Regions from separate parts of the Mus musculus genome. Here region 2 is linked to region 1. Evidence: chromatin loops called from intact Hi-C (ENCODE). Cell type or tissue: left cerebral cortex. All regions are shown on one strand. Region 1 overlaps Ints7 (integrator complex subunit 7). Region 2 overlaps Rcor3 (REST corepressor 3).

Region 1 (8,000 bases):
TTACTTTATGAGTCTTTTTTTAAAAAGATTTATTTATTTTATGTATGTGAGTACACTATTGCTGTCTTCAGACACACCAGAAGAGGGCATCGGATTCCATTACAAATGGTTGTGAGCCATCATGTGGTTGCTGGGAATTGAACTCAGGACCTCTGGAAGAGTAATCAGTGCTCTTAACCGCTGAGCCATCTCTCTAGTTCACTTTCTGAGTCTTACGTAGTCGTAGGGGCAGACTGTTTCAGTTTAGAGGAAATTGCTATTCAACATTAGTTTTCAGTAATATATACTTGTATTTGTATTATATAGTGCCAGATTAATAGGAAAGCCTGAAGCACTTATTTGTCAAAGTATATACATAATTTTTATCTTTTCTTGGCTTGAGATCATGAGTCTCCTCCAACATTAGTGGGTTTCTGTTATTTCTTTCAGTTCTACATCTTGCTTAAATCAAAGTAACTGGTCAAATGCAATTTAAAATTTTATTTAGTCAGGCATACTGGTCCATCCATTTAATCCCAGCACTCAGGAGACAGAGGCAGGTGGATCTCTGAGAGTTTAAGGCCAGCTTAAACTGGGATACATAGTGGGACCCTATCTCCAAAAAGAAAAAGAAGGAAAAAGAACATATTTACTCTATTCTGCGCCTGTGCTGCTATGGCTGCATCTCGGTTGCCTGAAAGGGTTAGGGTGGTATGTTGTAGAAGAGATTGTGCTGGCTAGCTTCAGGGGTGAAGTGAACATAGAGTGGTGTCCCCTTCCAGCCACTAATTAAAAAGAATTCTACTTCATTAGAAAGGGGCAGCTGTCCAGTGGCACCAACCCATGGCTGTATTGCAGGAATGTCTGCTCTGGGCTGTCAGGCTTGGTATGACACAGAGATGAAGGCTGGGGTTGCACAACTAGAACATCAGATGACTTTCTTTAGTCTCGGCAGTTTCAGTAGTGACACCAAGAATTTATTATTAAACCAAAAATTAAAAAAAAAAAATCAGAAGACTCCTACTCTGCATTTTTAGGCCCAAAGAGCTTAAACTAGATTCTTAAACTTTAGAATTGTTCTTCAAGGTTTTGAAAATACCTTGCTGAATATCCACTGCCATTGCCTTTGAGGCAGTGGGTGCTGAGAGAATGGAGCTGGTAAAGGGGGACTAGAATCTTAGGCACAACTCTTATGCCAATTCTATTCAGGGCACCAAACAGTCCATACGCAACCTGAGGGCTAAGAAAGGGTCACCTGAGTAAAGTTCTTACGAGTTCAAGCCATATGTGGCAAAAGCATATTTTTCTATAGAGGCATATAAAGGATAGTTAGACATTTAATTGCATAACATTGACAAGCCATAGTGAGTAATTTAAAGTAAACTCAGCTACACCCGAGAGCAACATGAAAACACTCCAAGAAAAACGTCACAAGACACTTGTCTTGTTGTCTTGGAATGTTCCTATAGGCACTCAGAATTCTCCTCATAGGACTCCATTCTTGGACCATGTACCGACAATCCACCATGTCTAGATATTATTCTAAATACTAGTGACAACAACAAAGTCAAAGCTTTGTTAGCACAAATACCATTAACTGTGCTGTTGAAGTAGCCACAGTGGGTGGGCGAGGACTCTCCAGAGAGATGGCTAATGGCCAAAGCTGAGTGCTGAAGAAGTGCCTTCATAGTTCTTCTGTTGAGAGGGGGGGATCTCAGAAGCATCTCTCTGTGTAGCTTAGGCTCGTCTCAAACTTGAGATCCTCCGGCCTTAGTTCCCAATTATTGGGACTGCAGGTGCATGCTGCCACATATGGCCTGCCTTTACACCCTTAAATAAAAAATGTGTTGGTAGATACTTATTTTAGTGTAAAATAGCTTTATAAAAGTGTTTATTTTCCAAAAACAAATTATTTTGTGAGAAAAATAGCCTTAAACATTTTTTTCAAAGATCTTCAAGGCCTGGCTAAAATCTCACTCATCTGCTTTCTCAGTAACATTTTGACTAAAGTGTGTAAAGAAAATCCCATCTCCCACAAGTAGTGGTGGAAAGAAGGGAGGTTTGTGAAGCTGTCTTAGGTTCATGAACGCTTTAATACCTTGTCATTTGGTCTGTTAGGAAGCACTGATGTACTTGTATTACTCAGATCTTGTAAATGTTCCACCTGCATATGAGAGCACCACACCAGTTTAGTCAGAAGGACTTGTAAGCGTTAAACTTTCATGCTCATGGTAAAAAGTTTGTTTGCTGTAATTGTAATTTTTGCTGACAGCTAGAGTACTGTACTTGTTATAAAAGATTCTCAGTAATTTGCCTAATGTTATCAGTTGACTTTAACTCCTCTTCCAAGAAAAATCTTTGGCAAGTAGGGAAGTCTAAGTATCTGTGTCCCAGGAAAGCATACATTTATATCTTATCCCAAACATTTGGACTGGTGCTGTATGTGTTTTTTAAATTGAATACAATGAGTAGTTTCAGTTTTGCTGAGACTGTTGCATACAACTAGCTTGTGTTCTCTCCTTAATATGAGTTTACAGTAATGAAGAACACGTGACCTGGGACAGTTGCTGGCATTGCCTTGGTTCTTGCTACCTCATCCATGTCCTTTTACCAAACATGGTGGATGGATGGGTGGGTGGGTGGGTGGATGGATGATGCCAATGCCATTGTACCTGGATAAGCCATGAGACTGAAGCAAATGTTACTTAACACAAAATGTGTTTGTTGTCAAGAGTTCATGTAAAAGAAAACATTCTGTAATTAGGTGGAACTGTTGCAAACCCCTCACCGCAGTCAGACACGGGCAGTGCTTGATCTCCTCACTGACTGCAGTCGGTGCGGGCGGCATGAGCTGGCAGCCCCTCAGTTCAAGTGTGTTCTTGCTTGGCTGAGGCACTGTGCCAATTAACCGTGACTGATTCTATGTGCACATATGTGCCTGGAGCCCACAGAGGCCAGAAGAGATCATTGGATCTCCTGCAACTAGAGATATAGGTGGTTGTAAGCTGCTGGATGGGTCCTGGGAACCAACCCTGGGTCTTGTGCAGTAGGAGCCAGTGCTTTCAAGCACTGAGCTGTTTGTAAGGAGCACAGCTGCCTGTTGCTAAAACACTCAGCCCTACTCTTTGAATTCCAGCTCATAGTCTCAAAATAGTCGTTGAAATGTCATTGGCATCTTAGTTCTTTGTGAAAGAGTTTTGTTGAGTAAGACAGGAAGTTAGTGTCTTTACAAGGAAAACAGTACATTAGCGTCTGCACTGCAAGGAATCGTGTGCTCACAGTCTTGGTTTTTCCTCCTTGCAGCTTTGTAATTCTTTAGACTGAGTCAGGAATTCCATCTTTTTAGCATCTCGTCATCTTACATAACCACAGGCTGAGGAAATAAGTCTTTCACTTTCAAAGCAATGATCTTCCCGGAAGGATAACGAAAATGCATTTTCTTACTTCTTTTTATAAGAAGGTATTGCACAAATAAAAGTTTGAGAAAATTTTCAGTTTTACTGCAAAGCAAGGCAAGGTGTGCTCACGCTGTGGGTTCTCCCTGGAGGGCTAGGCAGTGCCTGCTGGTCCTGGAGGGCCCGGGGGAGCTGACAGCTGAAGTATTGCAATTATGAGGAGCCGTTGAGCTCACTGCACTTGCTCGCAGAGCCTGGGTGAGCAAGGGCTTGTTGACAGCAGTGTGTAGCACCTTTGGGGCCACACCGAAAAGTCTTCATCCAGCATGTATAATGGCTTCCCCATACCTTCAGATGGAGTTCCCTTCCCCTAGTCTTCTCCCCACATGTACTGTAGCCCCTCCCAAGGCCACATGCAATTAAGACAGACTTGCATATGACTGATTGGGAGTGGTGGCTGGATACTCAGGTAAGCGTGCCATGGCCCTCCGTGTCCCTCATTTCTATGAGGGGACAGAGTCAGTCAGTAAGTCCAGGTGTGGTCTTTGGAAGCAAGCACAGCTAAATTCATGAAGATGGCAGCTCTTTCTTTAGCTTGATCGATAGTGCTGTACAACTTCTTATGATCTGCAATCACACAGGGAACTTTGTGATCTCAAAGTCTGGCTGATAGGGAGGGTATGCAGATTAAGATAGGTGGTCTAAGATAATGCAAGTATACTAGAGGAACTCAGCCCACTGGGTCAATCATACTCATATTTATATGTCAAACTCGTCATCTAGGACCTTTCTAGGACCAGGATATAGCTTATTAGTATAAGGCTTGCTCAGTGTGTGCAGAGGCCTAGATTTGATTCCCAGTACTACAAAAAACCACAAAGAAAATCTAGAAAACAGAAGAAAGCACATTGCATTAGCTGTCAAGAGGTGAAGTCTTCATTGTCTGGTGTATAGAGAACTCTCATTGACTTGAAATGGACAGAATATATCTTAGCAGCTGGGAATACTTTATTTAGACTTGTAATGAATTGCAAATCGTACTTTATGTCCTGCACATCACTTAGTTTTGCTGTGTAAAGCACGTTATGTAACATTTTATTCTAGATGTTCATGTTATTAAGTTTTTTTGGTATTGAGTGATGTTTCTGTTAGAATCAAAAAACTGTGTCTTGAAACAGCTCCTTTAGGCAGTTTGGGAAATGAAGAGTCAGTCTGTATTTGCTTGCATCTCAGATCCTTCCATACTAGGGCCTATCTGTTGTCCATATGTTCAGAGCTTGTGTTACGGGGCATCCGCAGGCGTGTGTGGAGTGGGGACCTTGGTTCTTGCTAAGTCTCAGGCTGATCCAGCAGGCACACTGGTCAGCATCTTTCCCTCAGGCAAGCCTGGAAAAGTACTGCCAGAGCCTGCAAAGTCTTGGTTGTAATTTGGAGTATTGATGCTGCTATAATTGTGTTCTTTTCACTTATAAAACTTAATCACAGCCTGGCAGTGGTGGCACACACCTTTAGTTCCATTACTTGGGAAGCAGAGGCAGGTGGATCTCTGTGAGTTTGAAGCCGGGCTGGTCTATAGAGTTAGTTCCAGGACAGTGAAGGCTATACAAAGAAACCCTGTCTCTAAAAACCAAGAACTAAAACAAAACAAACAAAAAAAACCAAACAGACAAAAAACTCAAACCTACCTTAATCACATTTAATTCTGTAATTTTTCAATGTTTTTGCCAATTGTTTTAATTTTCTCTTTCTAAAGGGATTTTGCTGTGGGGATCTGTAACAAAATCAGTGAAATGATTCAAGGTATGTATATTTTATTTGATAATGTAAAGAGGCTTACTAGGAATCTTGTTAATAATGTTTGCTCCTGATTATTAGGTATATACTGTGTGCTAGTCATTATTTAAAACAATACTAAGTATGTTCTGTATGCCAAAAATGCCTGAGGTACTTAGAGTATAGAAATAAAGCAAGACCCTTACTGTCATGTAACCTAAGTTCTAGTCTAGTGAGCTGTAGACAGATGCAGACAGGATGTAGCAAGTGCTGCAGAGAAATTGGCAGGGAGAGTCCCAAGCATGGGTGACATGGTGGAGGGCAGGAGGACTTGTGCTTTACCTGAGTTGATGACAGAGCCCTAATGAAGCGACGTCAAGGAAGGAAAAGATGTGGCCTGCAGAGAGGGGAGCAGTACCAGTACAAGCTTTTCGGGTCTATCTGATAGCATCCATCCAGGACTTTCCCCTTGCAACTAAGATCAGGCCCCAATCGTGTACCATGACCCCATGTTATCCTCATAGTGTCTCTTAATAGGCAGCTCTGGCTTTAGCCTTGTGCAGTTCGCAGGAACACTGCTCCCTCTTCCCTCTGAAAAGGTCTTGCTGTGCTGTGCAGCTGGGTGATGGACAAATGAGATGGAATGAGGCAATGAACTCAAGCCATTTGGTCTTGAGACTTCAGCTTTTAGGCCCTGTGCTGTTTGCCTCTCTAGATAGGATATTTTTTATGTAATTTAAATGTAAAGAGAATTTGCTCACTCAGAGAACAAGAGACAAATGCAATTTTAGCCTGCTCTCTTTTATTACTTTTTCTTTTTCTTTCTTTTTTTTTTCCCCCTTGTACCAAAATTGGTGTTCCAGTGAGGCTAGCTTTGTGACATTATGAAGAAAATCACCCATTCACTGAGCAGGTTTTTGTGTTACTGGTTTTTGTTGGTGTTGTTGGTTTTTAATTTTATTTTGTGCGTAAGCGTGTTTTGCCTGCATGTGTGTTTATGCACCATGTGAAGCCTGATGCCCAGGAATGTCAGAGAGGGCGTGAGATCCTGTGGAGCTAGAAGTAGAGAAGGTTGTAAACCATGATGTGGATAGTGGGCAGCAAACCCATGTCATCTAGAAGAGCAACCACTGCTCGTAACAGTTGAGCCATCTTTCCAGCCCCCTGAGCAGGTATTTATTAAATGCCTGCTGCGTTACATATGATACCATCTTTTGTTAAGATAATCTAAGGGGCATTTTATAAAGGAATCATTTAAAAAAGGATAGGTAACACATGCTACGGGCTGATGTATCCCAAGCTCCCAAGAGCTTTTCTAGCCCTCAGGAAGGAAGCAGCAGAACCCTCGTGCTGCCCCTACTGTGCCTTTAAAAGCCGTGTGCTGGACATGGTGGTGCCCGTCTTTGATCCCAGTGCTTGGGAGGCAGTGGCTGGCAGAGCTCTATGATTTCAAGACCAACCTGCTCTATAGCAAGTTCCAGGTCCGCCAGGGCTATGTAGAGAGACCCAAGCAGTTTTTACTACCATACTTTCTGATAAATCTACTGAATTTGTTGGTTAGTTCTGGTATAATTATCTTTAATGTTATAACCATTATGGTATATAATACAAGTTGTTTGTAAGTGAAACTTTGCTAATCAAATTATACCTTTCTTATTTTTTAATTAAAAACAATCTGAGCTCTCGTTAATAGTGGTGAGACACCTGACACACTTGTTGCACTCAGGCTTAGCTACACCGGTGGACCTGAAGCTGAAGCTGATCCCGATCCTGCAGCACATGCACCACGATGCCCTCCTGGCCTCCAGCGCCCGCCAGCTCCTGCAGCAGCTGGTCACGTCCTACCCCTCCACCAAGATGGTCATCGTGTCTCTGCACACTTTCACTCTGCTGGCAGCCTCCTCTTTGGTTGACACACCCAAGCAGGTAATTCCATTTTCTTTAATGGCTTATTCTTTATAAATGTACATACCTAGTTTGTGATAAAAAAATAAACAACCCTAAGTCTTAATAATGCTAAGGAGTCTTTGACAAGGGTCAGTTAGCTTTCTCTTTTACACATTCATCCTCTCTCTCTCTCTCTCCCTCTCTCTCTCTCTCTCTCACACACACTCTCTGTCTCTCTCTCTCTCATACTTGTGAGCTCTGGAGGACACAGACATTAGGAAATATGTAGAAGGATATGTTGTTGGTAGGTAGGAAAGAAATGATAGAGTATCATAACTGCCAGGTCCTCTGCTGGAATCTGACAAGTTACACAGTACCATTTGTGTATAAGGAGAAAGAGGTCCAAGCCTGAGTCTGTAGCTGCTAGTGAGAGCTCTGAGCTACAGGGAGTCCATTCTGTATTCTAAGAGTCTCCCTAAGTAGCATAGCACTGGCCTCTATTGACAGTTTCAGGCACGGACTTATTCACAGAATGACTTTGCTGTCTCTGTAGATTCAGCTTCTGCTGCAGTATTTGAAGAATGACCCCAGGAAAGCCGTGAAGAGACTTGCTGTTCAGGATCTGAAGCTGCTTGCTAGTAAGACACCACACACGTGGAGTAAGGAGAATATTCAGGTACATGGTACTTAAGAAAAAGAAATGCTAAGTTACCTAAGCCAGGGTGGCACAGTACAGATGAAATTTCTGCCTTTAATACTTCACAGTGAGGCAACTGAAACCCCCCAGAGATGAACTCAAACCAGAGTGACATCCCTGTAAAGCTTGGTCTTGCCATGTAGAGTTTAGTTCCTCTGTCATCAGGCAGTTGTCTTGCTTATTTGATATCTGAATGTGATGTGTTCCCATGAGTGCAGATGACATTCAAGGCCAGGAGGCACCAGATACTTCTGGAGCTGGACTGAAAG
Region 2 (8,000 bases), 510 kb after region 1:
CATGATGTGGAAAAACCTGGAGAAAATGCAGAGCTTCACTGGCGTTACTTAACGCTGTATAATGTGCTCAGGAAATGTAGTTTTCTTTACCATAAGGTTTACTTCTCTTGTTTTTCCTCAAACTATGAGGGCCAAACACAGTGCCTTGAAGTGTGTGTGTGTGTGCGCGCGCGTGTGCATGCCTGTGTGCAAGTGTGTGTGCGCACATGTGCACATACACATGCGTATGTACATGGCATACGGAAGCCAGAGGACAAGCTCAGGTGGTGGTGTTCCTCACATACCATCCAGGTAGGGTGGCTCTGTGTCCATCTGGGTTTTTTGAGATAAGGTCTCTCTGTTTCATAGAACTCACCAAGCAGCGGAAGCTGGCAGGTCAGAGTCCAGAGTCCCTGGGATCTGCCAGTCACTGCCTCCCAGCACTGGGGCTGCAAGTGCACTCTACCATACCTGTTTTGGGTTTTGTCTTTTGACCTCGGTCCTAGGATTGAACCAAGGCCCTAGTGCCTTGCACTTTACTGACTGATCTATTTCCTTTGCCAATGGTGGAATGTAGATCATGTTTATATTCCTAGAACTAGTCAACAGTTTGTTTTGCTCAGGAGATGGAACCTTTAAGAACCTATACAAAGTAGTAGGGATCAGCATATTGTCTAGAAGAGGAAACTCTTAAGGTCTACACAACGGTGAGCAGTCAGCTGCTGCACTGGGACAGCTCCTTCAGAAGAATCTCAGTCAGGGAATCAGAGGACAGCCTAATGCAGAACACTGATGAGCAGTAAGCTGAGGCCACTGTGTCAGAGCCACCAAGTCTCACTCTGTACCTTGGGGAGAGGTGACCCATGCTCTTTACATGGTCTGTAACAAGCAAGGCAGTCTATGCTTCCTCAGCAAGGGAGTTTAAATACAATGATTGTTAAATCTGTCAAATGGTTTAAGGTATATCTAAGTGGACAGTTTGCCTCTAAGGGCAAAAGGTTCAAATGTCAGCAGTCAGTCTGGAGACCCCTCCAGAACCAAACAGAGAGGGAAATATTGCTTTCAGTCAGGTTTCTAAACTTCCTATTCTTGCAAGTAATTACTTTCAATATTTGATGGGATTTTTAAAAAAATTTGTCTGGGAATTAAGAACAATGGGACTAGGGGACTGTCGCCATCACACTTTGTGATGGTTCACCTCTTCCTGTCACTGTTCTGCATTATCTGGCATAAATATACCATGACATACATCTTCTTAAACATTGCTTATTTATCTTAAAGGTAATTTTCTTACTAGTAAAGACAGACACAGGCACTGCCTGAGTAACCCAGACTCAGCTGGAGGACTGTGTCCACTCACACTTTAGGAGCACATAGGCAGTGTTTCCCAATTATGGTCATGGTTTAGAAGCCAGAAGGACAGACAGCATGGATACTGCATTTGGTATTTAGAGACAAGAGAAAGCAAAGCGCTCACAGTGGCTCAAAGGCAGAAGAACTTGAGGGATTCTCCCTGCTTCTCACAACAAGAGTCATTGTCGTGAAAAGGGAGACTTAATATACTTAATATAACTGGGGAATACAAGTTTACCAAAAGTCCATTTTGAAATAAGAGTATTGGCATCTAAAAACTGTACGGATATGGCCTTTACAGTAACTAAGATATACGTTTTAAACTCACATCTCTGGGGATATGCCTTTTTCTACTTTCTATAGACTTATTAATCAGATACAGACAATAAGGATTATATAGACAGTGAAGTTCAAACCATGGTTTTCCCTTCCACTGCTCACTGCTGCTCTCTGAGTCCTGCCTTCACATCTTTCACATGGTAAGTTCAATTCCACTCCAAAAGCAATGGGAGATTTGAGTGAGTGATGACCTGAAGTGGCATACCAGAGGTTGACAGACTCTAAGATGTCTGCACTCACGACCTCTGTTACAATAGACAGGATACTTCAAACCTAAAGGGAGTACTAAAATACCTAACCTAAATACCAAAGTACTAGTTTGCTATTCTACGTCCTTTTGATTATTCATGGACTAGATTTACCATCTCTACATTTTATCAGTGGTCAAACCAACTGCTTTCTACTTGATGAACCATTCTCATTTTGGGCTCTTAACTATGAGATAAATCTAAAAAGGCAATTTCTAGATTTGTAGCTTCATTTTTCTTAAAAAGATCAATAGTACGAAGAGCATAAGAGATGGCAACTTTCAACACAGCCCCAGCCCTCAGACACAGGGCCTCTGCTCCCTGAGTTAGAGGCCACGGCAGGGAAAGTGAAAGTAGACATCTAAAGCTGACACCATGCTAACATTTTGCCTTTTTTTTTTCTTTCTCAAATAGCATTAAGATCAGAGACTGAATCTTCTAAGCACTAGGATACGAATATATTCTGAGATAGACTAAAACAACAACAGTAAGCACTGCATGCTACATTCCTCCTGTGTTACCATATAAATGTATGCTTTTCGGAGACTAATATCACATGAAAAAGGCCACACACATGGAGAAACAGAAGAGCCATTCTTACTGGCACTAATGATGTCCCACTGAGATCACAGCAGATCTAGAATGGGCACAAGGAAGCTACAGAAGCACATAGATTCCTGCCACACCTGACTGATTCATGTCTTCACTTTCCACTAGGGAAGAAAGGAAGGGAAGTGCTTAAAATGTCAGCAACCAGTTGGTAACAACAGGAAAGGTGCGATATACTATTTGAACCCTAGGAATGAAGATGATCTTGTTGTACTTGTGGTTTTAAAAGAGTTACCACGGAAGTATATTCAAATTGAGTTACTAATCTCAACAACAGCACCTCTCACTTTTCTGGGTCACTAACAGTCCATTCTGAGTAAGGCAGAACACTTTACAAAGGGTGTCACAGCAGTACACATGTATCACATATCCTGAATATAGTGTGATAGAAATTAAAACATGTTAATATCAAAACAAAATTTGTTATAACTTTCAAGTACTGAAGTGTCTGTTAAAGGATTTACCATGTAAAGATTTCTTACAAATATAAAGGAAAAAACTGCTTGCTAAGTAGCATCTTGATAGCAAAGGCTTGCTTCTCATTAAACAGATACTACAGTTATGCACACACCTCAACCAGAGACTGGGGCCCTGGGCACTGCTACAGTACAGTTTTTAAGATAGATGTTAAGGCCAGGCAGTGGTGGCACATGCCTTTAATCCCAGCACTTAGGAGGCAGAGGAAGGCAGATTTCTGAGTTCGAGGCCAGCCTGGTCTACAGAGTGAGTTCCAGGACAGCCAGGGCTACACAGAGAAACCCTGTCTCGAAAAACCAAAAAAAAAAAAAAGATAGATGTTAAGGTCTTTATGTTAATGTGTGGGCATATTGGACAAAAGAGCATACTTAAATCCTTCTACATCAACTACTTTAGACACAAATAGATACATATTGTTTCCACTTATGTACTAAGAATAGAAACAAAATGGCCAAACAAAAATTCCAAATGATATTTAGTTTGAAGAACTAAAAATGAGGCATTAACACATTATTTTAGAAGGACCTTAAAAAAAAAAAACCCTACAACAAGTATACTTCCACTCAAACTGCTGTTAGAATAATTTATTTAAAGGTAACTTTCTAAATGTGCATCACAGAGCACTGGCCATGCCTCAGCAGGAAGACGTGTGACTCTAGGCATCAACACTGCCCTCTAGCTGTCTGCACACACAGCTCGGGCTGTGTACAGGAATCTCACTACAGCCTTTTCTTTCAGTGCAGCTATGTATGGTGCAACCAAGCTATTCCATTTTGTGGACTCTGCCCCTGAAAACAGTTCATCACACTATCAAATCTCAAGTGCTGTGTGGAGAAAGATCACCCCAAGTTTCCCTTGGACATTCTCTTCAGAAAATCCTTTGCTGGAATAATATCTATCACGATCCAGAACTAACATACTAACCGAACACTGCAGACCAGGGGTCAGTTCTTATCAGGCAACACCATAGTGAAGGAAAACGGGCTTTGCATGAATAAAAGGCAGGCCTGCTCAAACTCTTAGCAGAGTTCTAAGCCACAGCACTAAATACACGTGATGCAAGCTCTAAGCAAAGAGGAGGATGAGTGTTTGGGGTGTTACACACTCTGTGCTCTTGCTTCCTGGGAGCCCCAGTAAGAAGCTCTTCCCGCTCAGCACAACGAGGGCTCAAAAACAAGAAGCAGACCACGTTTAATTCACACAACGAATTCTGCAGAGTTCATCTTAAAAGAGCAGCAGAATCCTAAACAAAATGTACAATCTGCCATTGAGCAGAGCAGAGCAGAGCAGAGCAGAAGAAAACCCAAGTTTACAACATTCCCCATTTGTCCACGGGTGCAGCCACTGAATGTTCTCACAAACTGCACCAGACACGGTAGCACATGCTCACAGTGCCTGTGGTCTCTTAAAGGAACCCAGTGATCTATCTCTTTGTGGAAAATAACACGCTGAAAGCACATAGTTAAAATTTTCAGTCACCTCACACTTAATCAAATACAGAAGTTAGACAAATTAAGAACCTTAGAGTTTATGTTCATAAGCACTCTTCAGTGTGACAGAGACACCCTGAAGCTGAGCCACAGAGCACCAGGTGACTGGCTATGCTCCTCAGGACCCTAAATGCACAGATTCAGTATGCCACACCCAGAAACACAACACACAATCCCTGATCACCAGGATGACACGGTGACCCACTTCTAGAGAAGGAAGGACTGTGGCGGGCACCTTGCATGACAGTTAATCGTGATGAACAACAATTACTGCTTATCTTTAGTATACCTTGCACTGCTAGAAGCTGCTCCTCTGTGGTCCAACGGGCATTAATTTTCTGATTTGACTACAAAATTAAAAAGAGGTTTCCTAATGAGGATATGAAGACAGACATTTTTCCAACTTGCTTTAAAAAAACTTTTCACCAAATCATAGACATGAGACTAATATGCGGAGTCATGGGGGTTTTGTTTTCAGGAGGATAAAACACATCTTGATTACCTTTTATCCACACAGAAAGGTAATGAAAGAAAACTGCACCCATGTGAGAGGCTGCACAACACTGACATTTCCCACTTACAGTATTCCTACTTCATACCACAGATACTGGTTTTAGCCCAGTCTGAACATCTAAGAGATCGTTTTCTTTAGAGATATAATATTTCTTCACTCACATCAAGTAAAACTATTATTTCACCTAAAATAGTTGTACAAATTAGACTAAAATGGAGGATAAACCCAAGTCCTAACGCGTGTCTTTAATTTCTGAAGCAGAAAATGAACCATTGATAAGACTTTTTTTTTTTTTTTAAATCCCAGGACTTCCTAATATTTCTTCCAAAATCATTGTTAAAAATTCTACAGTATCAACAATGTAACGAGATTTCAATAGTTCAAAATAACGACAAATAAATCAAGGGCTGTTAGGAGCAGAGGGAGAGGAGTATAGAGCCGCAGTGTACTAGCTCACAGATGATCACAGGAGGCACTGCTCAGGGAAAGTAAGCTGGCACGGTGCCTGGACATACAGGGGAGGAGTCGGTAGTGCCCTTTGAGAAAGGACATCAGCTCTCACCTCTGGGTAACATCAATGAAAAGAGGTTCACAACTCCTATAAATGAGCATTCAGAAGGAAGAAGCAACCTCAAAGTCAGAAACAAAACGTTGAAAGGACAAAAGGAAAAAGCTTAAAGATCTAGAGCAAGGAAAAACAAAATCAGAAATACTAATGACGGGATTCCAGAGACAAGAGAGATGGATGGCAGCTGGGAGCGAGCAGAGAACAAGCTGTAGAGACACAGGCCACAGGGAGGCAGAGGATGGGCTCGGATAGGCTCGCACAGGCGCAGTAAGTTCGCCAGCTCAGCCGGGGGTTGCAGGGCTGTACTTCCAGCTACTTGGAAGGCTGAGGCAGGAGGACCTCAAGTTCCAGACTGATGCTCCAGAACAGCTTAGACAACTTAGTGGGATCCTATTTCAAAATGAAATACACGAAGAGGGCCAGGGACCCAGATCAGAGAGCGTTTGGGAATTTAAATTCCCAGCAACCCTCTCCCCAGGGAAAAGGAACCAATGAAATCAACCAGGTACTCAGGCACCGTCACTGAAAGACAGCAGCTTGGAAGAAGGGCAGACTCTGAGCTGGTGACCAAAGGAGCTCACTGGATTCCTGGAGATCAGTACTCAAACCATTTAAAATGGATTCAAATATTTCAGAGTAAATGGTGAAAAAGTAAAGGGCCTATTATAACTTATCTGACCTAGAAAACGGAAACACTGTAGACTGGTTCAATCTTTTTATGAAATAAAGTATTTATTACAACGTATATATGATGCATGTCTGTGCCATGCACATTTGTGGACATGGGGAGGTCTGAGAACAACTCTGTAGAGTTGGTTGTCTCCTTCCACCGTTATGTGAGCTCCAGAGCTCACACTCAGGTCCCCAGGCCTGTGTTGGGAGCCCCTTTACCAGATGAGCCCTTCTGAGGGCCTGCCTCATGCTGAGACCTTTGTGCTCTCTGGCATTGCTCTTCTGACCACAGAACTGAGTGGTCATCACATGGGCTTTGCTCTTTGAAGGCATCACGTGGGCACGTTCTTTGGAGGTTTCAAGGCTTTTCTCAAGCCCTTTAGCTATGTATTGCTCAGATCATTCTTCTCCAAGTACTTGGCTGTCTTTGTTTCCAACTGTTGCTTTGTCTGTCAACAACTCTGCAGATGACAGAAGCCATTCTCTTGCACGGACATCATTGAGCTTTTCATCTGTCTAGAGTGTCATTTGGTGTGTGCTGTATTTGCATTTTACTAACTACAGTAATGGACGTACACAACAGTGCTCTGATGGTCTGGACAGACAGCAACTGACGTTAGTGGAGAGAGTAAGCACATCCTTGCTGGTGAGATTCCTGTGTGTTTCTACCCTGGGACTCTCCTACACAAACAGCAACACTCACTTCACAAATCAATCGCTCTGAATATGAACTATAATTAGAGATAGCACCTAAGTCAACAACAGCTGATTGGTGACTGTTAAATCTGCAGAGCTAAAGCTCATGGGAAAAGTATCATGAAAAGAGAACAAAAATTAAACAGAAATATGTAAACTATAAAAATGCATTCATCTAAACCTCAGCAGTGTCTGAAAGGCACAGTCCATGTGCAGAGAGAGAAGCCTGAGCTCCGTGTGGGGAGGATTTGAAGTAAAGCCAGAGGAAGTCAATGAGAACAAGGTGGTAAGCCTGCATCAACCTCATAAGCAAGTGGGGGGGGGGGGTGGGGGGGTGGGAGGGAGGGAGAGCACGCGCAGTGGGGCACAGCTTTAACCTGGACAAAACTCTCAGGCCTGGACAGCTGGCAGAAGGCATTGCGGCTGAGAAGCCACAAGTCGAGAAATGCTCCTGTGGGCGATGGCAAGAGGTGAAGCAAGGATGAGTTTCATTTGTGATACACTAAAAAGAAGGCACTAGGACATCCAGGTAGAGCCCAGGTTCTGTGTGGACCAAAACACACTATTTATGTATCCAAATCAGTTTTGAAGGTTTGAAAATAATTTTTTTATAAAACAATGGAGTTATTCATACATTTCTTAAATGTGAAGTACGTCTATTAGGCTTTATGCTTTTAAAGAAAGTGGTATGTGTTTCCTCCTTTATGACTCCCATGTCCCCACACACCCAGAAGTGCACTAACGTTTTAGCTGAACTCAAATATGGTTGTTGAATGGATTTGGACCAATGGTACACTAAGAATGGGTCACATTCCAAAGGGATACACAGGAGTTGTGTGAAAGCTGAAAAGTGTCTGTCTGAAGGAGTGGGATTCGGTTTCCAGGGTGTGAATGTTTGGCCCAGGTGTATACCCAGTAATGCAGTCAGGAGGAGCTGCAGCACAGCTGTGTGTGTGTGTGTGTGAGTGAGTGTGTGTGTGTGTGTGTGTGTGTGTGTGTGTGTGTGTGTGTGTGTGTGTGTGTGTGTGTGTGTGTGTGTGTGTGTGTGTGTAGCC

Evidence for each region. Hi-C counts contacts between places; a loop is a spot of excess contacts. Peaks named below come from ENCODE experiments on the same cell type or tissue, not always from the same donor. Only the 100,000 strongest peaks of a DNase experiment are listed, where the experiment ranks them.
Region 2: it touches region 1 in a loop (2.4-fold over the local background); 5 of 42 quality-filtered maps call a loop at or near these places.

The regions. Positions count from the first base shown.
Region 1 is chr1:191,589,300-191,597,299 of GRCm38, forward strand. Ints7 (integrator complex subunit 7) reads left to right here. Exons shown (of 20, transcript NM_178632.6): 5 at 5,128-5,174; 6 at 6,874-7,073; 7 at 7,588-7,710. Among named protein-coding and RNA genes, the nearest start is that of Ints7, 18 kb to the left of the region's middle. In left cerebral cortex, no CTCF peak of the experiment used is centred here; a DNase peak (open chromatin) is centred at 3,174; H3K4me3 peaks cover 371 bases; H3K27ac peaks cover 2,325 bases.
Region 2 is chr1:192,103,860-192,111,859 of GRCm38, forward strand. Rcor3 (REST corepressor 3) reads right to left here. Exons shown (of 12, transcript NM_001346740.1): 10 at 4,785-4,842. Among named protein-coding and RNA genes, the nearest start is that of Traf5, 15 kb to the left of the region's middle. In left cerebral cortex, a CTCF peak has its summit at 3,689; a DNase peak (open chromatin) is centred at 3,700.